Linked DNA regions of Homo sapiens: region 1 is linked to region 2. A link is a loop called in an ENCODE intact Hi-C map of the cell type or tissue named here. Cell type or tissue: ascending aorta. All regions are shown on one strand. Links, peaks and the distances in the headings refer to the core of each region. The heading gives the core; the rest is flanking DNA.

Region 1 (8,336 bases), core at 38-8,037, 730 kb after region 2:
ATCACCTGAAGCTGGGAGACGGAGGTTGCAGTGAGCCGAGGTCATGCCATTGCACTCCAGCATGGGCAACAGAGTGAGAAACTGTATCAAAATTAAAATAAAATAAAATAAAATAAAATAAAATAAAATAAAAAAGCCTGGCATGGTGGCTTGCACCTGTAGTACCAGTTGCTTGGGAGACCGAGGCAAGAGTATCTCTTGAGCCCAGAGAGCTAGGGGCTACAGTGAGCTGTGATCACGCCACTGCACTCCAGCTGGGTGACAGAGCAAGACCCTGTCTCTAAAAAAATAAAAATAATAAAAATAAATAAAAAAGAATCCTGGGCCCCACCTCAGAGATTCTGATTCATTTGCTTTAGCACAGGGCCATGGAATCTGTCCCAGCATCCTAGAAGCTACCTCAGTGAGTTAACAGAAAGGACTGGTATTGAAAGTGCTGTCGCCTGGGCACAGTGGCTCAAGCCTGTAATCCCAGCACTTTGGGAGGCCGAGGCGGGCGGATCATGAGGTCAGGAGAGCGAGACCATCCCAGCTAACATGGTGAAACCCCACCTCTACTAAAAATATGAAAAATTAGCCAGGTATGGTGGCGGGCGCCTGTAGTCCCAGCTACTCAGGAAGAATGGCATGAACCCGGGTAGGCGGAGCTGGCAGTGAGCAAGATCATGCCATTGCACTCCAGCCTGGGTGATAGAGCGAGACTCTGTCTCAAGAAAAAAAAAAAAAAAAAAGAAAGTGCTGTCAACAAGCTGTGACAAAGAGAAGGCTCCTCTGTGAGGCAGGGAAGTGGGGTCAAATAACAGTTTTTTTTGTTTGTTTGTTTGTTTTTTGAAGGAGAGGAGCTGATTTAGGACAAGTAAAATGGTTGTCAGAGAGCAGAGGAATCCAGGGAAGGCTTGAGACCGTGAATCTGTGGTGGCCTCTGCCGGTGCTTCTGTGGGCTTTCTCCAGCTCTCTCGGCAGGGCGGAGTCAGGAGCAGAGAAGGCAAATGGTGGGATGACCTGAAGTTGGGGTTTTATCAGAGAGGAGGAGCAGGAGGACAGGGTGTAAGGCAGATCAAGGAGTGTTACTAAGGGTCTCAGGTCCTAGACAGTGGGCCTAGACAGGTAGGCAGTGAGGGTTGTGGGGGACAGGGAAGACGCGTGGCAAGGGGCCCTGAAAACCAGGGGAATATGGCAACATCAGGGGCCTGGCAGTCCCAGGAGGGGAGCAGGTCTAGCAGGAATGCCCTTGTGCCTGTGCAGGAGAGCAGCAGGACTAGGAGGCTGCAGACAGACAGTGGGTAACTGAAAGGTGAACTTTCTACTAGACAGCAAATCCCTGGATGTCATCCTGATGGATCTAAGATGAAAAATACCCCACCATGAAAATGCCTTACGTGGTCCCAACCATGAAGCGTAAAATTGCCTTTTCACCTGAAAACGACCTGCAGCTTGGTTTAGCATTTTATGCTTCGGATGTCATCTAACATCCAGAAGCAATACCCTCCCCCGTTGCAAGTCAAGGTAAAATCAGAAAATGCTCGGTGGAAAGGAAAAAAAAAAAAAACATAAGACAAAAAGCCAGCAACAGAATAAAGCCGCAAACCCAAAGCACCAGCAGAGGAAAGGGAAAAAAACCTGCAGCATAGACAAGCTTTGATGTTGTGTGATCTGTGAAAAATGTATAGAAATGTTACCTTACCAAAAAATTCCCAAGGTGCTTTACTTGCCAACCACTGGAAGGAAGTAAAAATTCCCACCCAGGGTGTTACTTTTAATTATCATCCTCTTTATGTTGTTTCCTAAAATAACAACAGGCATTCTAGAGATGATTTACGAAGATGGCTTAATGAGGTGTCAGATGAGTACCTGTGCCCATGAGCCCCTTTACCGCAGGCCTCCTTATGCAAATTTGACTGACTCTTCTGAGCCCGACTAGATAAAGAAACAGACATAATTGGAGCAGCTGGGCTGGAAGCACAGCTGGGCTATCCTCATGGAGACCAGACTCTAGCACCACGTGCTCTTCCTGCTGCCCCAGTGTCCCTCCCAACTTTTGCTTTTCAGAGCAGCAGCCCACCTGAACCTGGGGCTTCCTCAGATGATCTCCACATCAGTGCTTGTCAGCATTCATGTGCACACAGATCACCTGTGCAACTTGTGAAAATGCAGATTCAGACTCAGTGGCTGGAGTGGAGCCTCTGGATCTATGTGTCTAACAAGCCCCTGGGTGATGCATGTGGTCATCAGATGGTCCTAGGTCCACACTTGGAGGAGCTATTTAGAGCCTATAAAATAGTTACTCCCCTATCCAGTGTTTGAGTCCCAGACTTCTGCATTCTGCCAGCACTCAGATGCTTCTGGGACAGGATGCTTACTGTGCATCTTGGGTCAACATGTCAAAAAGGCCTTCCTGTATTGAGGTGAGATCTGTCTACCTAGGGCTCACCCTCACCTGGCCTACTTCTGGGCCTTGGATCCTATGTAGCAGGCTTAAGGCATTAGAAAGTGGCTGGCATGTCCCCCAAGTATTTTATTCAGGCAAAACATGCCAGGTCCTCTGGCTATTATTTAAAAAATTTGTTGTAGAGGCAGGGTCTCACTATGTTGCCCAGGCTGGTCTCAAACTCCTGGGCTTAAGTGATCCTCCTGCCTCAGGCTCCCAAAGCGCTGAGATTACAGGCATGAGCCACCATGCCTGGTCTTGGCTATTTTTCTTATGCTATGGTTTGGTCATACTGGTCATTTCCTTCTTTTTTTTTTTTTTTTTTAGACGGAGTTTCACTCTTATTGCCCAGGCTGGAGTGCAATGGTGCGATCTTGGCTCACTGCAACCTCCGCCTCCTGGGTTCAAGCGATTCTCCTGCCTCAGCCTCCCGAGTAGCTGGGATTACAGGTGCCTGCCACCACACCCAGCAAATTTTTGTATTTTTAGTAGAGACGGGGATTCACCATCTTGACCAGGCTGGTCTTGAACTTCTGACTTTAGGCGATCCACCCACCTCAGCCTCCCAAAGTGCTGGGATTACAGGCGTAAGCTACTGCACCAGCCCCTGGTCATTTCCTTCTGATCCTGCTCTATGTGTCTTTAGGCCTCTCCTCTTGTGATACCCATGCTGCAAAAAGTAGCTTGGGACTGTCACCACCTCATTACAGATAGCCTTTTTTTTTTTTTTTGAGACGGAGTCTCGCTCTGTTGCCCAGGCTGGCATGCAATGGCGCGATCTCAGCTCACTGCAACCTCCGCCTCCCAGGTTCAAGCGATTCTCCTGCCTCAGCCTCCTGAGTAGCTGGGATTACAGGCGCGCACCACCACACCTGGCTAATTTTTGTATTTTTTAGTAGAGACAGGGTTTCACGACGTTGGTCACGCTGGTCTCGAACTCCCAACCTCAGGTGATCCGCCCACCTCGGCTTCCCAAATTGCCTGGATTACAGGCATGAGCCACCACACCTGGCCTTACAGATAGCCTTTATGTGACTCGTGTTGAACTTGCTGTCAGCCATCATCCTTAAATTCATTTTCACCCATGCTGTGGATCAGCCACATTTCTTCCTAGTCAGTTATTATCATAATAATTATACTTAATACTTATGAGAGTTAGTATAGCAAGGTGGTTAAGAACATAGTCTCTGGAATGAGACTGCCTAGTGAGAAGCACTATGATTAGCACTGTGTGTTATCTGTCACCATCACCATCATCATCATCCATCACCATCACTATCAACACCATCATCATTAACATCACCATCACTATCACCACCATTATCACCATCACTGTCACCACCATCACCATCACCATCACCATCATCATCATCACTATCACCACCATCATCACCATCATCACCACCACCATCATCATCATCATCAACATCATCACTATCTTAAGTAAGTGCTTTGCCTACATTTACTGATTTAATTCTCATAACAACTCCATGTTGTAGGGGCTGTTGTTATCCCAGTTTTACAAGTGAGGAAGTGGGGCCTCACAAGATTATGTTTTGTGCCCAGGGTAACAGTGACAAGAAGCTAAATCTGAGCAGTGTCCTTTGGTTGGTTTTGTTTCATTGTTGACTAAAGTCCAAGACCATATCTGTTCCTGCTATTCATAAATTTCTTCTTTTAGTCAGCATTTTACCCTTACTTTACACTATCTTTTGGATTCCTGGTTCTGTCATCCCAAGTGTATCTGCCTCCTAGCTTCATGCTGTCTGTTATATTGTGAGAAAAATATGTATCTTCACCTAGTCATACACAAGGTCAGAGGCCATGTGGCAATTCCCTACAGATTGTGCTCACTGAAGCCCTGATGGTGCATATCTCCTGAAGCTCCCTGAGCCTGTAGTCTTGTAACCCACTCAGAGAAGCCTAGAGAGTGGTCAGGCATGATTTGTATTTGAACATATTTGTATTTGGTTCCTGGGAAACATGTTTCCTCTTCGCTTTCAGGTCTCCATTCCAGAATCCTTTCCAAGATGGACAGCACCCTCCAAATTTATAGTTGCTGAAATCAGTCCTCTGGGCAGGGCCAGATGCAAGGAACAAATAGAAAGCAGGGTCTGCAGAACACACATCCCAGAGGCGATAATGACCAGTTAATCCCCGCAGATAGTTAGATCTAGGAGACTGTCCCTGGGCTTCAGGGCTCCCTGCTTCTGACTCCAGCAGTGCAAATGAAAGCCTCTATGTTCCCACTAAACCATAGGTGACTGAGCAGCCATGGTGTTGCCTGCGTTTCTATAAAGGAGGAGCGCAGGACAGCAATCTCATCAGAGCGGAGGCTGGGGCTGGCCTCGAATTTAGGTTGTATGTTTATTTGGGGCGATGTGCAAGCAGGGGGTGCCCTGATAGAGATTACAGGGGCTAAATCCCCCACATAAAACCATTTTGTGCCACTGCTCCTGGGCCAAGTGACCAGAAAGGCTGGACTGATTTCTCCCCTCTCTCCTTTCCTGGTTCTGTTCTCTGACCCTGGGTGATTAATGTAACCTAGCTGTGTTCAATTACCCACCCTTTTCACGATGCTGGGATGTCTGCCACCTGTCCCTAGTGCCCTTCTTGGCTTCCTGTGAGTCGTGACTGTGGGAGCCTTGCGACTTTTGGAGGAGAGCAGGAGGCCCTGGGTCTGCCATCAGCATGGGCTCCCTAATCACACCATTGTCACCGGAGCCTACCCAAGCTGCTGGGAAGTAGCAAAATAAGCATGCAGGGAACATTCTTCCACCCCAATATGTTCCCCTCATGAAATCATCAAGCAAACCCTGAATGCCTTCTCTTGGTGTGGTCAGGCAGAAGGGTTGTCTCTCTCATACTAGAGCAGTCAGTGGCCATTGGCTGACTGATCCTAACGGCAGATCTAGAAAGATTTGGAGAAGGCTGTCTTGGTTCTCTTAGAACAGCATGTGGCCCTAGCAGTCCTCCTGTTCTTGGACAGTGGTGCCCCCCTCATGCCATGAAAACTGATGGGGCAGGCAGGGGAGCTCCAGCCAGAAACGGGAAGTGTCTCAAACCTTAGTGAAGTGATCTTGAATCGCTGATTTACAGGGCTGATTTTGACACATTATTCTCAGGAAAACAGTGGTTTAGGGCATGGTCTCAAGCTCTGTCTAGGTTGAAATCTTGTCAGGTGTGCTGGCTCACATTTGTAATCCCAGCACTTTGGGAGGCCAAGACAGAAGGATTGCTTGAGCTCATGAGTTTGAGACCAGTCTGAGCAACATAGAGATACCCCATCCCTACAAAAAAATTAAAAAATTAGGTGGGCATGGTGGCACACACCTGTAGTCCCAGCTACTGAGGAGGCTGAGGCAGGAGGATCACTTGGTTCCAGGAGGTCGAGGTTGTGATGAGCTGTGATCGTGCCACAGCACTCTAGCCTGGGCAACAGAGCAAGACCCTGCTTCAAAAAAAAAAAAAAAAATTTACCAGCTGTGTGATCTAGGACAATTTATTTGAGTTCTATAGGCCTCATCCAATGATAATAATTGGACTTACCTTATTGGTTGTGACAACTAAATAAAAAAAAAATACATATAAAGTGCTTAGAACAGTTCCTGGCATTTAGTAAGAGCTTTGTAAGTATTAACTATTATTAGTACCATCATCATCTTTATTGCCACTATTTACTGAGTGTCTAATATGTACCAGACATGTCTAAACACATATAGTACATGCATTATTAGCTCATTTAACTACTTTGGGGTTTTTTTTGCGGGGGGGTTGTTGTTTTTTGAGATGGAGTCTTGCTCTGTTGCCCAGGCGGGAGTGCAGTGGTGTGATCTCGGCTCACTGCAACCTCTGCCTCCCAGGCTCAAGCAATTTTCCTGCTTCAGCCTCCCGATTAGCTGGGACTACAGGCGTGCACCACCACACTCGGCTAATTTTTGTATTTTTAGTAGAGACAGGGTTTCACCATGTTGGTCAGGCTGGTCTTGAACTCCTGACCTCAAGTGATCCGCCCACCTCAGCCTGCAAAAGTACTGGGATTACAGGTGAGCCACTGCGCCCGGCTGAACTACACTTTGAAACAGGGTGTAACCCACTTGGCTCTCAAGCAGAGCCAAGTGTAGAGAAAAAGGCAATATAATAATTATCTGCTTTCTAGTCCTTCCTTTTAGCCACTGGAGAAAATAGTAACCACTTTCTGTGTTAAACAAACAAAAAGAAGAAAAACAGCAAAACTGAAACAAACTAACAAATCCCCTCAATATTTGATTTCCAATTTGTGAACCACTCCAATACAGATAATTCTGAGAAGCATGTAACAACCAGTAAGAAAACCTAGTATGTTTGCTTTAAAGTCATAGACTAGTTTTCAATGGATAGTCAACTAGCATTGGAAATAAAAGAGTAAGATCAATGTTGTAGGTTCATTTGGTCTATAGTATAGTTTACCTGTGATGTTTCTTTGTTGATTTTCTGTCTAAATAATCTGTCCAATGCTGAGAAAGGGGTTCTCAACTATGATTGTACTGGGGCCTATAGTTGGATTTTTTTCCTTTAGCTCTAATAATATTTGCTTTATATATCTGAGTTCTTCAGGGTTGGGTGAATACATATTTACAATTGTCATAGCCTTTTGCTGACTTGATCCTTTTTATCATTATGTAATGAACTTTTTTGTCGCTTTAAACATTTTTTGTTTTAAAGTCTATGCTGTGTGATGCAAGCAATAGCTACTCCTGCTCACTTTTGGTTTCCATTTCTGTGGAATATCTTTTTTCATCCCTTCACTTTCAGTCTATGTGTCTTTATAGGTGAAGTGAGTTTTTGAAGGCAGCATATACTTGGGTCTTGCTTTTAAAATTCTTTAAGCAAGTCTGTATATTTCAGTGCTTCAGTTGAGGAAGCTAAAAATGGGAGAGTTCAGTAACCTGCACAAAGTTAAACTGGTAAGTAATTGGTGAAGTCAAAATCTAGAATCAAGGCGTTTTTGTTGTTTATTTTTTGTTTTGGAGACAGGGCCTTGCTGTGTTGCCCAGGCTGAAGTGCAGTGGTGCAATCACAGCTCACTTTAGCTTCATCCTCCTGGGCTCAAGTGATCCTCCCACCTCAACCTCCTGAGTAGCTGGGACCACAGGTATGCACCACCACACCTGGCTAATTTTTGTATTTTTTGTAGAGACAGGGTTTTGTTGTCCTGGCTGGTCTTGAACTCCTGGGTTCAAGTGATCTGCCCACCTTGGCCTCCCAAAGTGCTGGGATTATAGGCGTGAGCCACCGTGTCCGGCCTGCAATCGAGTTTTCCTAACTCCAGAGTTACGCTGTTATTTCCCTCTGCTACTGTCCATAGTAACAGCCATATTACTGAGTACTTACCACTTGCTGAGTAGGGTGCTGGGCACTTTACATGCCTTATTTCATTTAGTGTTCGCAATAATGCTATGAGGTAGAGTCTCGTTATCCCCATTTTACAGATGAGGTAACCAAGCTTCAGAGAAGCTAAGCAGCCTCCACAAATTTATACAGCAAAGAAAGCCAGCCTTTAAATCCAGGCCTGCCTGACTCTAAAATCTGTTCTATTGAGTTTAACTGCCAAACAGGTGAGCAGGATGCTCCTAGGAGGGTGGTAACAGTGATTGGTAATCCATGACTTCTGGGATCCACTGAAACCCAGGGATATGCAGTTTGCCTAATCAGCCCTATTTTCTGAGCTATCATTAGGGACAATTTTCACTTTCTCTGATGCTTCATTTCCCTGCAGCTTCTGAAAGCTGTTGATTTGCTCAGATTAAGACCAGCTTCTGCGCCTTTCGCGTGTCAGATTGTTGTGTACGTGTTCAAGAGTATGGAGGAATCATAAACAGTCCAGAAGGAGGCCCTGGTGTACTACACAAAGTTTTTGCCACATTGC
Region 2 (8,336 bases), core at 297-8,296:
TTTTGTGAGTTTACACACACAGTTTTGAGTGCCTGCTGAGTTCCTACAACTGTATCATCCATTCAGCAAATTCAGTGAATAGTGCTGTTCTAGGCACTTGATACATCAGTTAATGAACCTACCATCAGGGAGCTTGCATTCTCCTGGGGAGGATACTGACAAACAGCACATGTAGTAGATTAGTAAATTATACAGTATGTTAGAAGGTAATACATGCTATGGGAAAAGAAAAAAGCATTATGAGGGAGGTTAGAGATGAAGGGAATGTGGGGATTGAGGTATTAGAGTGGTCTGGATGGGCCACATTGAGAAAATGAAATTGGAGCAGAGACTTGAAGGAGGTGAGGGCGTGAGTTATGTGGCTGTCTAAGGAAACGGCGTTTCATTAAAGGGAACAGCAAGTGGAGGTTCCGAGGTAGGCACGTGATTAGAATATTGAAGGAGCAGCTAGGTGACCTGTGTGTATTTGAATAAGAAGAGTAGTAGGAAATGAGATCAAAGAGGTAACGAGATCGTGGGCAAATTGCGCAGGGACTTGTAGACTTCTGTTAGGACTGGAGCTTTTTCTGAGTGAAAGCACGTGCCACTGCAGAGTTTCAAGCATAAGAGGGGCATGATTTGACTTGCATTTTAAAAGGAATGCTCTGGCTATTATACTTAACTTTCAAAGGAGTTGATGATTATTTCTGCGATTTTAGGTATATTACAGCTAATACTGACACAGAAGAACAGAGTTTTCCAGTCCCTAAGGCATTTAACACACGTGTAGAGGAATTAAATTTAGATGTCCTTCTTCAGAAGGTAGATCATTTACGTATGAGTGAGTCTGGCAAGTCGGAGAGTTTTGAACTACTTCGTGACCACAAAGAAAAGGTAAGAGACATAACAATAGCACTTCGTATAGTTCCATTTTTTAATTTAATCTGCCATCTGTTTCAGTTATAACTATAATAATTGTGTCATGGTTCCCACATTTTGATGATTGATGTAAAATTTCTCTATAAAATGACTAAAATTTTTTAAAATTTATTTTTTATTTAAGATGCATAAAATTTTAAAAAAGTAAATGTAAAAGTTTATTAGACTCTAAGGTCATAAAAATGAGAACCAGAGCTATAATTACGCAGATTTACTTTTATTTGATTTTTTTTTTTTACTAATTTATATATTTAACAAATATTTTGAGACAGATATGGGTATTCAAAGCTATTTCTACCAATGGTCATTTGTTGATTTTGCAGTGTTTAGTGTTGGGTCTGAATAAGAAAAGCCTGTCCAGAGCTCTTACCACCACCACTAAAAAAAATAAAATAAAATAAAATAAAATTAAAAATTAAAAGTTTGCAGTGTCCCATGGAGAAATAAATCTCTATTTGTCTGAGGATTTAGCAACTCTAAACACATTGTCTAAAACTTGATAGCTCTCCAGGATTATATTTAGGTAATTTGAGTAAAAAAAGTGACTGCTCTTTTGAGTATATGCATTTTCAATTTACAGATATTAACTGAGATGCTCATTATATTGATAATAGATAACTTGGAAAGGAAAAGAAGAAAAGGATGCCACAGCTCAGGAAGAATTTCTAGATTTTGGTGCCTATCAAATCTCTTCTCTGCATAGATGGAGCTAGTGTCTGGATAATATTAATTGGTTTTAAGATCCAAATGTAACACTACATTAGGTCATATTTCTTAGCCATGAGTATTTGGATTAAAAATGTTTCACACGAAATATGCATATACATAGATTCAATAATCTATAAATACCAGTTTACCTGCCTAAGTTTTTAAAAAGTTGCAGTAGAAAACAAGAATAGAATAGACAAGTTACCAAGTTAATTTAACAGGCAACTCCATCTTTTCTTTTCAGTTTAGAGATGAAATAGAGTTTATGTGGCGATTTGCTCGTGCTTATGGAGACATGTATGAACTATCTACAAACACACAAGAAAAGAAACATTATGCTAATATTGGTAAGCATTTTGTAAAGATTATTCTCAAGTAGCAATTAAGATCTATAGTAAATCATGCAGCCGTAAAAAAGGATGAGTTCATGTCCTTTGCAGGGACATGGATGAAGCTGGAAACCATCATTCTCAGCAAACTAACACAAGAACAGAAAACCAAACACTGCATGTTCTCACTCATAAGTGGGAGTTGAACAATGAGAATACATGGACACAGGGAGGGGAACATCACACAACAGGGCCTGTCTTGGGGTGGGAGGCTAGGGGAGGGATAGCATTAGGAGAAATACCTAATGTAGATGTCGGGTTGATGGGTGCAGAAAACCACCGTGGCACGTGTATACCTATGACCTGCATGTTTTGCACATGTATGCAAGAACTTAAAGTGTAATAAAAAAAAAGATCTATAGTAAATCACTAGTGAATGTTAACTAAAGCTAAATTATCTTAGCTAAAACCAGTATGTTTAATCTATTTTAATATATTATGGTACAAAAAAATGTACACTCTCAGAACAGAAAGGCATTTTAGGGCTAAAGTATATGTTCTTCAGAAATATTTGAATATATTAGAATAGGTAACTGAAAAAAACTTAAATTTCATCTTTTAACTTTATAAAACTTAGACAAGAAATGTAGTGGCAGTGTTTGAGAAACAATAACAGGCAGAGGACAAGTGTCTTCAGCAGTTGTCAACCACAGTTAAAGTAACACATCTTACTTCCTGTAATGTAGAACTCTAGGGACTACGAAGAATAAACTCGCAGACTTTAATGTTTTTTCCAAATGTATCTTGATGAAACAAGATTAACCTTGTTAAAAACTCTGTTTGATAATTGTCTAAGCTGAATGATGATTACATGTTGGTTCATTATTCTGACATCTATACTTTTCTACAAGTTTTTGAAATTTTTCATCACAACAAGAACAACTAAATAGATAGAATATCAAACTGTTATTTTTATACCTCACCTTGACTCTTACTGGATGTCAAAATGTGTCCTTGCAAAAGCCCCTACCTGCCATCTCTCTGAATGTCAGCATAGTACTTTGACATCAAAATCTTTTGAATTCTTCATTTATTCCGAAGGCTTCTCATTTCCAGGCTTTTCTTCTAGAAAAGATAGCAAGAGGAAGACACAGCAAGAAAGATTTCTTCCCAGTCTAGTTCTCTGTAATTTTTATTTCCAAGTAGAAAGTTTTACCAAACTCCTTGTAATTATATTTTTCCACTTGGAGATTCATTTGCTGAATGACCTCTGTGCTTTCGTTTCCCCCAGTGGGAGGAGGATGAGAGGGCTTCCCCCTCTTGTTTGCATATTCATCATCAGCTTTGTGGAGTTTTTCTGTAGCATTCCAGTTTGCAGACCATATACAAAACAGAATTCTAGAGAAGAGATGTATTAATTTCAACATAAATAAAAACTTAACCAAGGAGAACAAGGGGATTTATTTTCATATCTACTGAGAAAATCCAAGTATATCTATGTAAAGTGTTCCAACATTCATCAATATTAAATACATTTTTTTCTTTTTTTTTTTAAATTTTTTTAGTATTTATTGATCATTCTTGGGTGTTTCTCGGAGAGGGGGATTTGGCAGGGTCACAGGACAATAGTGGAGGGAAGGTCAGCAGATAAACATGTGAACAAAGGTCTCTGGTTTTCCTAGGCAGAGGGCCCTGCCGCCTTCTGCAGTGTTTGTGTCCCTGGGTACTTCAGATTAGGGAGTGGTGATGACTCTGAACGAGCATGCTGCCTTCAAGCATCTGTTTAACAAAGCACATCTTGCACCGCCCTTAATCCATTTAACCCTTAGTGGACACAGCATATGTTTCAGAGAGCACAGGGTTGGGGGTAAGGTTATAGATTAACAGCATCCCAAGGCAGAAGAATTTTTTAGTACAGAACAAAATGGAGTCTCCTATGTCTACTTCTTTCTACACACAGTAACAATCTGATCTCTCTTTCTTTTCCCCACATTTCCCCCTTTTCTATTCGACAAAACCGCCATCGTCATCATGGCCCGTTCTCAACGAGCTGTTGGGTACACCTCCCAGACGGGGTGGTGGCCGGGCAGAGGGGCTCCTCACTTCCCAGACGGGTCGGCCGGGCAGAGGCGCCCCCACCTCCCAGACGGGGCGGCTGGCTGGGCGGGGGCTGCCCCCACCTCCCGGACGGGGCGGCTGCCGGGCGGAGACGCGCCTCACTTCCCGGATGGGGCGGCTGCCAGGCGGAGGGGCTCCTCAGTTCCCAGATGGGGCGGCTGCTGGGCGGAGGGGCTCCTCACTTCTCAGACCGGGCGGCCGCTCAGAGACCTCCTCACCTCCCAGACGGGGTGCCAGTGGGGCAGAGACACTCCTCAATTCCCAGACGGGGTCGCGGCCGGGTAGAGGCGCTCTTCACATCTCAGATGGGGCGGCGGGGCAGAGGCGCTCCCCACATCCCAGACGATGGGTGGCCGGGCAGAGACGCTCCTCACTTCCTAGATGGGATGATGGCCGGGAAGAGGCGCTCCTCAGTTCCCAGACTGGGCGGCCGGGCAGAGGGGCTCCTCACATCCCGGACGATGGGCGGCCAGGCAGAGACGCTCCTCACTTCCTAGATGGGGTGGCGGCCGGGCAGAGGCTGCAATCTCGACACTTTGGGAGGCCAAGGCAGGCGGCTGGGAGGTGGAGACTGTAGTGAGCCGAGATCACGCCACTGCACTCCAGCCTGGGCAACATTGAGCACTGAGTGAGTGAGACTCTGTCTGCAATCCCGACACCTCGGGAGGCCGAGGCTGGCAGATCACTCGCGATCAGGAGCTAGAGACCAGCCCGGCCAACACGGTGAAACCCCGTCTCCACCAAAAAATACGAAAACCAGTCAGGCGTGGTGATGCGTGCCTGCAATCGCAGGTACTTGGCAGGCTGAGGCAGGAGAATCAGGCAGGGAGGTTGCAGTGAGTCGAGATGGCGGCAGTACAGTCCAGCCTGGGCTCGGCATCAGAGGGAGACCGTGCAAAGGGGAGGGGGGAGAGGGAGGGGGAGGGAGAGGGAAAGGTAAATACATTTTTTTCATAAGTACCTGCCCTACCCTGGGTATTATGTACTAAGGTAGGAATAGGATAGCAAAATAGACATGTTTTCAGGCTACAGGGGAGCTTATGGCTTTGTAGGGGAGGCAGCACTAGTCAAATAATCATACATATACAAAAACGAATGGAAATAAGCTCTTATTAAAGAAGAGTACAGAGGCTGGATGTAGTGGCTCATGCCTGTAATCCCAGCACTTTGGGAGGCCAAGGCGGGCAGATAGCTTGAGCTCAGAAGCCCGAGACCAGCCTGGGCAACATAGGGAGACCTTGTCTCTACTAAAAATAACACGACTGAGGTGGGAGGATCGTTTGAGTCCAAGAGATCAAAGCCACAGTGAGCCATGATCTCACCACTGCACTGCAGAGTGGGTAACAGAGCAAGACCCTTTCTCAGATAGATAGATAGATAGATAGATAGATAGATAGATAGAGAACAGGCTGTTTGCGAGCATATGTAGCAGAAAGGAGAATATGATGGCAGAGGATGGAGGTTGATGCAGGGAAGTCTTTCTTATGGAAGTTACAGTTTGCCATAGGTAAAATCGCTCTGGATCTCTATTCTTAAATGGAATGGGAGTTTAACTGAGTTAATGTCTTAGATGGTGAAATTCGTAAAGAAATAGGTTGAAGGGAATTCAGGGGCTAAAATGAAGCATAGAATTGAAATAGGATATATCCAAAAGAGAAGAGTTTATAGTGCCAAAGAAAAAGGAGTAGAAAAAGCCTCCGATGTGTTCATTCAGATATTGAAATAAAAGTAAAAGAATTCCTTTAATTTATCCATTTAAGAAATATTTATTCAAAATTATTTTGTCAAGGAACAGTGTGAAAACGAAGGGTGGAGGGAAGGGGAGGAGGGAGAGAAGGAGAGGCATAAATAAGATGAAGGCTGCACAACACTACGGAACCTATTCTATGGAAAAGATAATAAAGGGACAGCCAATTATATTCAGTGTATAAGGAGTAAGTGCTTAGTAATGGTAATGACCAAGTATACTGGAACTGAGAGCAAGGCAGGGGCTCAGACCAGCCGTGGAAGAACGTTGGGGTTCAGCATGAGGGAGGAAGTGCAGAAGATTTCTTCTCATAATAGCATGTTTAAGGTTGTTATGCTTAGTACAGATTTGATCACTGGAGAGTACAAAATTCTTTGATAAAACTCAAAGTGAGTATATCATTATGCAGTATGTTTCTGAAGTATTATGATATGAATCTTTATTTAAAGAAACATTTTTCTAACTTTCCTAATTAAGTAATCGATATGAATGCATCATAAAGATCACAAAATACAGTTCTCTAAAGGAAATAGCTTTACTTTTATTCTGACTGCATAAGTGAGGCTATGAATCTAGTTTGTATACTACCCGGCGTCTTTTTATATTCTTGGAGTGATGGAATCACTTCTATTTCAGGCTTCTGGCAGTACGCTGAAAGTTTTATTCATTTGGTAATGTAGCTAAAAAATTGATTTAGTTTTTAATGTTTTTACATTAAAAAGCATGTTTTTAATCATTCATTTAAAATTGCTAATTTCTTTAATATTTGTTCACACTGCAGTTAATTATTATTAAAATGCTTCACTTTTTAATTGTTTCCAATTTATGTCGATTTCTACACAGAATATTTATCTTAATGGATAGAACTGTAGAATGCCACCTTAACAAATTAACAAATAGAACCGTGGTTTTAGAATAAAATATTTTTATTTATAAAGATTATCTCAACCACTTATTTAGAAAAGCATTTTGCATATCCTTGGATAGTCTCTTCAAGATAATAATAATGGATCAGGGAGAAAAGAAGTTATAAAACAAAAGGGCCCCTTTTGAGAAAGATTCTCAGAACACAGTTCTGTTTTATTTGCAGGTATTTAGATTTTCCAAGCCATAAACAAACCTCTATCCAAATTATTATTATTTTTGGTTTTTTTTTATTTGAGACAGAGTCTCGCTCTGTCCCCCAGGCTGGAGTGCAATGGCGCAATCTCAGCACGCTGCAACCTCTGCCTCCTGGGATCAAGTGATTCTCCTGCCTCAGCCTCCTGAGTAGCTGGGATTACAGGCATGCACCACCACGCCCAGCTAATTTTTGTGTTTTTAGTAGAGACAGGGTTTCGCCATGTTGGCCAGATTGGTCTCGAATTCCTGACCTCAGGTGATCCACCTGCCTCGGCCTCCCAAAGTGCTAGGATTACAGGTGTGAGCCACCAGGTCCAGCCCCAAATTAATTATTACATGGTTAAAAATTCCTCTAAAACTAAGTAAAATAATTTGGGGGAATTATTTATGTCACTGGCCCTGTTCATTATTGTGAATGATTAGGCAAGAACTTCTCAGGGAAGCCTTCCCTTACTCCTTCAGGCAGAGTTAGAGTTACCCACTCTGCTGTGCCCTCTTTTTCACCTTGGTCTTTTTTTTTTTCTTGCATGTAACTTACTTGTTTATATGCCTGCAGCATACTGAACGGTGAGCTCTTGGAGGTCAAGGACTCTGTCTTATTTTACATTTTATTCCCAGACACTCACACAGTATGGCACATAGTAGGTACTCAGTAAATGTTGTTTGAATGGAATACAGAAAATTTCTATTACGCTTTGTAAGCAGTAATTAAATGACGTTTCTTGCACTTGGTTAAGTTGCTTAGTCTAGTGGGTGTCAAACCTTAGCATACATCAGAATCATTGGAGGCTCATTAAACCACAGATTATTGGGCCCCAATCCCACAGTGTGTGATGGAGTAGATCTCCAATGTGGCTGAAAAGTTCTTAAACAAAGTTGCCATGTGATGCTGATGCTTCTGGTCTTGGGACCATACTTTGTGAACCATGAGTTAATTCAATAATCCACCTCCTACCAACTCACATGAAGGTATTAAGTGTAAGTACTTTTATCTTTCAGGAAAAACTTTAAGTGAAAGAGCTATTAATAGAGCACCCATGAATGGACATTGTCATCTGTGGTAAGTGTATAGGATTTATGCAGTCTTTTAAATTCTAACCTGCCTCTTTATAAATTAAATGGATTTTTCAAAATACTATTGACTCATACGTTTAATCTGTCAGTCACATTCACTGAAAAATATGTATAATAGCACAGTAACTGTTCTTATTCTGTTTATTCACATTTTTATTATGCAGCCTTGAAATATATTTAAGGGAAACTTTTATTGAAAAATTATTGAATGAATCTACCAAGTCTACTGGCTTTGAAGATGATACGTTATAATTAAATCTAGTTCAGTATAACATTTTGCTTGAACACAAATACTAAAATGATAGCATGTTTCTAAATGA

The links. Peaks named below come from ENCODE experiments on the same cell type or tissue, not always from the same donor. Only the 100,000 strongest peaks of a DNase experiment are listed, where the experiment ranks them.
Region 1: a loop joins it to region 2, with 11 times the contacts of the local background. A loop is called at or near these places in 2 of 110 quality-filtered maps.

Annotation. Positions count from the first base shown.
Region 1 is chr2:38,708,019-38,716,354 of GRCh38, forward strand. All of the region lies in intron 4 of GALM (galactose mutarotase), which reads left to right. The region is part of intron 1 of LOC124905993 (a long non-coding RNA gene); the gene reads right to left. Among named protein-coding and RNA genes, the nearest start is that of SRSF7, 39 kb to the right of the region's middle. RefSeq lists a silencer at 1,796-1,996. In ascending aorta, for the core only: no CTCF peak of the experiment used is centred there; no DNase peak of the experiment used is centred there.
Region 2 is chr2:37,973,342-37,981,677 of GRCh38, forward strand. RMDN2 (regulator of microtubule dynamics 2) reads left to right here. Exons shown (of 11, transcript NM_001170791.3): 3 at 699-873; 4 at 1,871-1,973; 5 at 7,942-8,002. All of the region lies in intron 2 of RMDN2-AS1 (RMDN2 antisense RNA 1), which reads right to left. Among named protein-coding and RNA genes, the nearest start is that of RMDN2, 52 kb to the left of the region's middle. RefSeq lists a silencer at 7,030-7,393. In ascending aorta, for the core only: no CTCF peak of the experiment used is centred there; no DNase peak of the experiment used is centred there.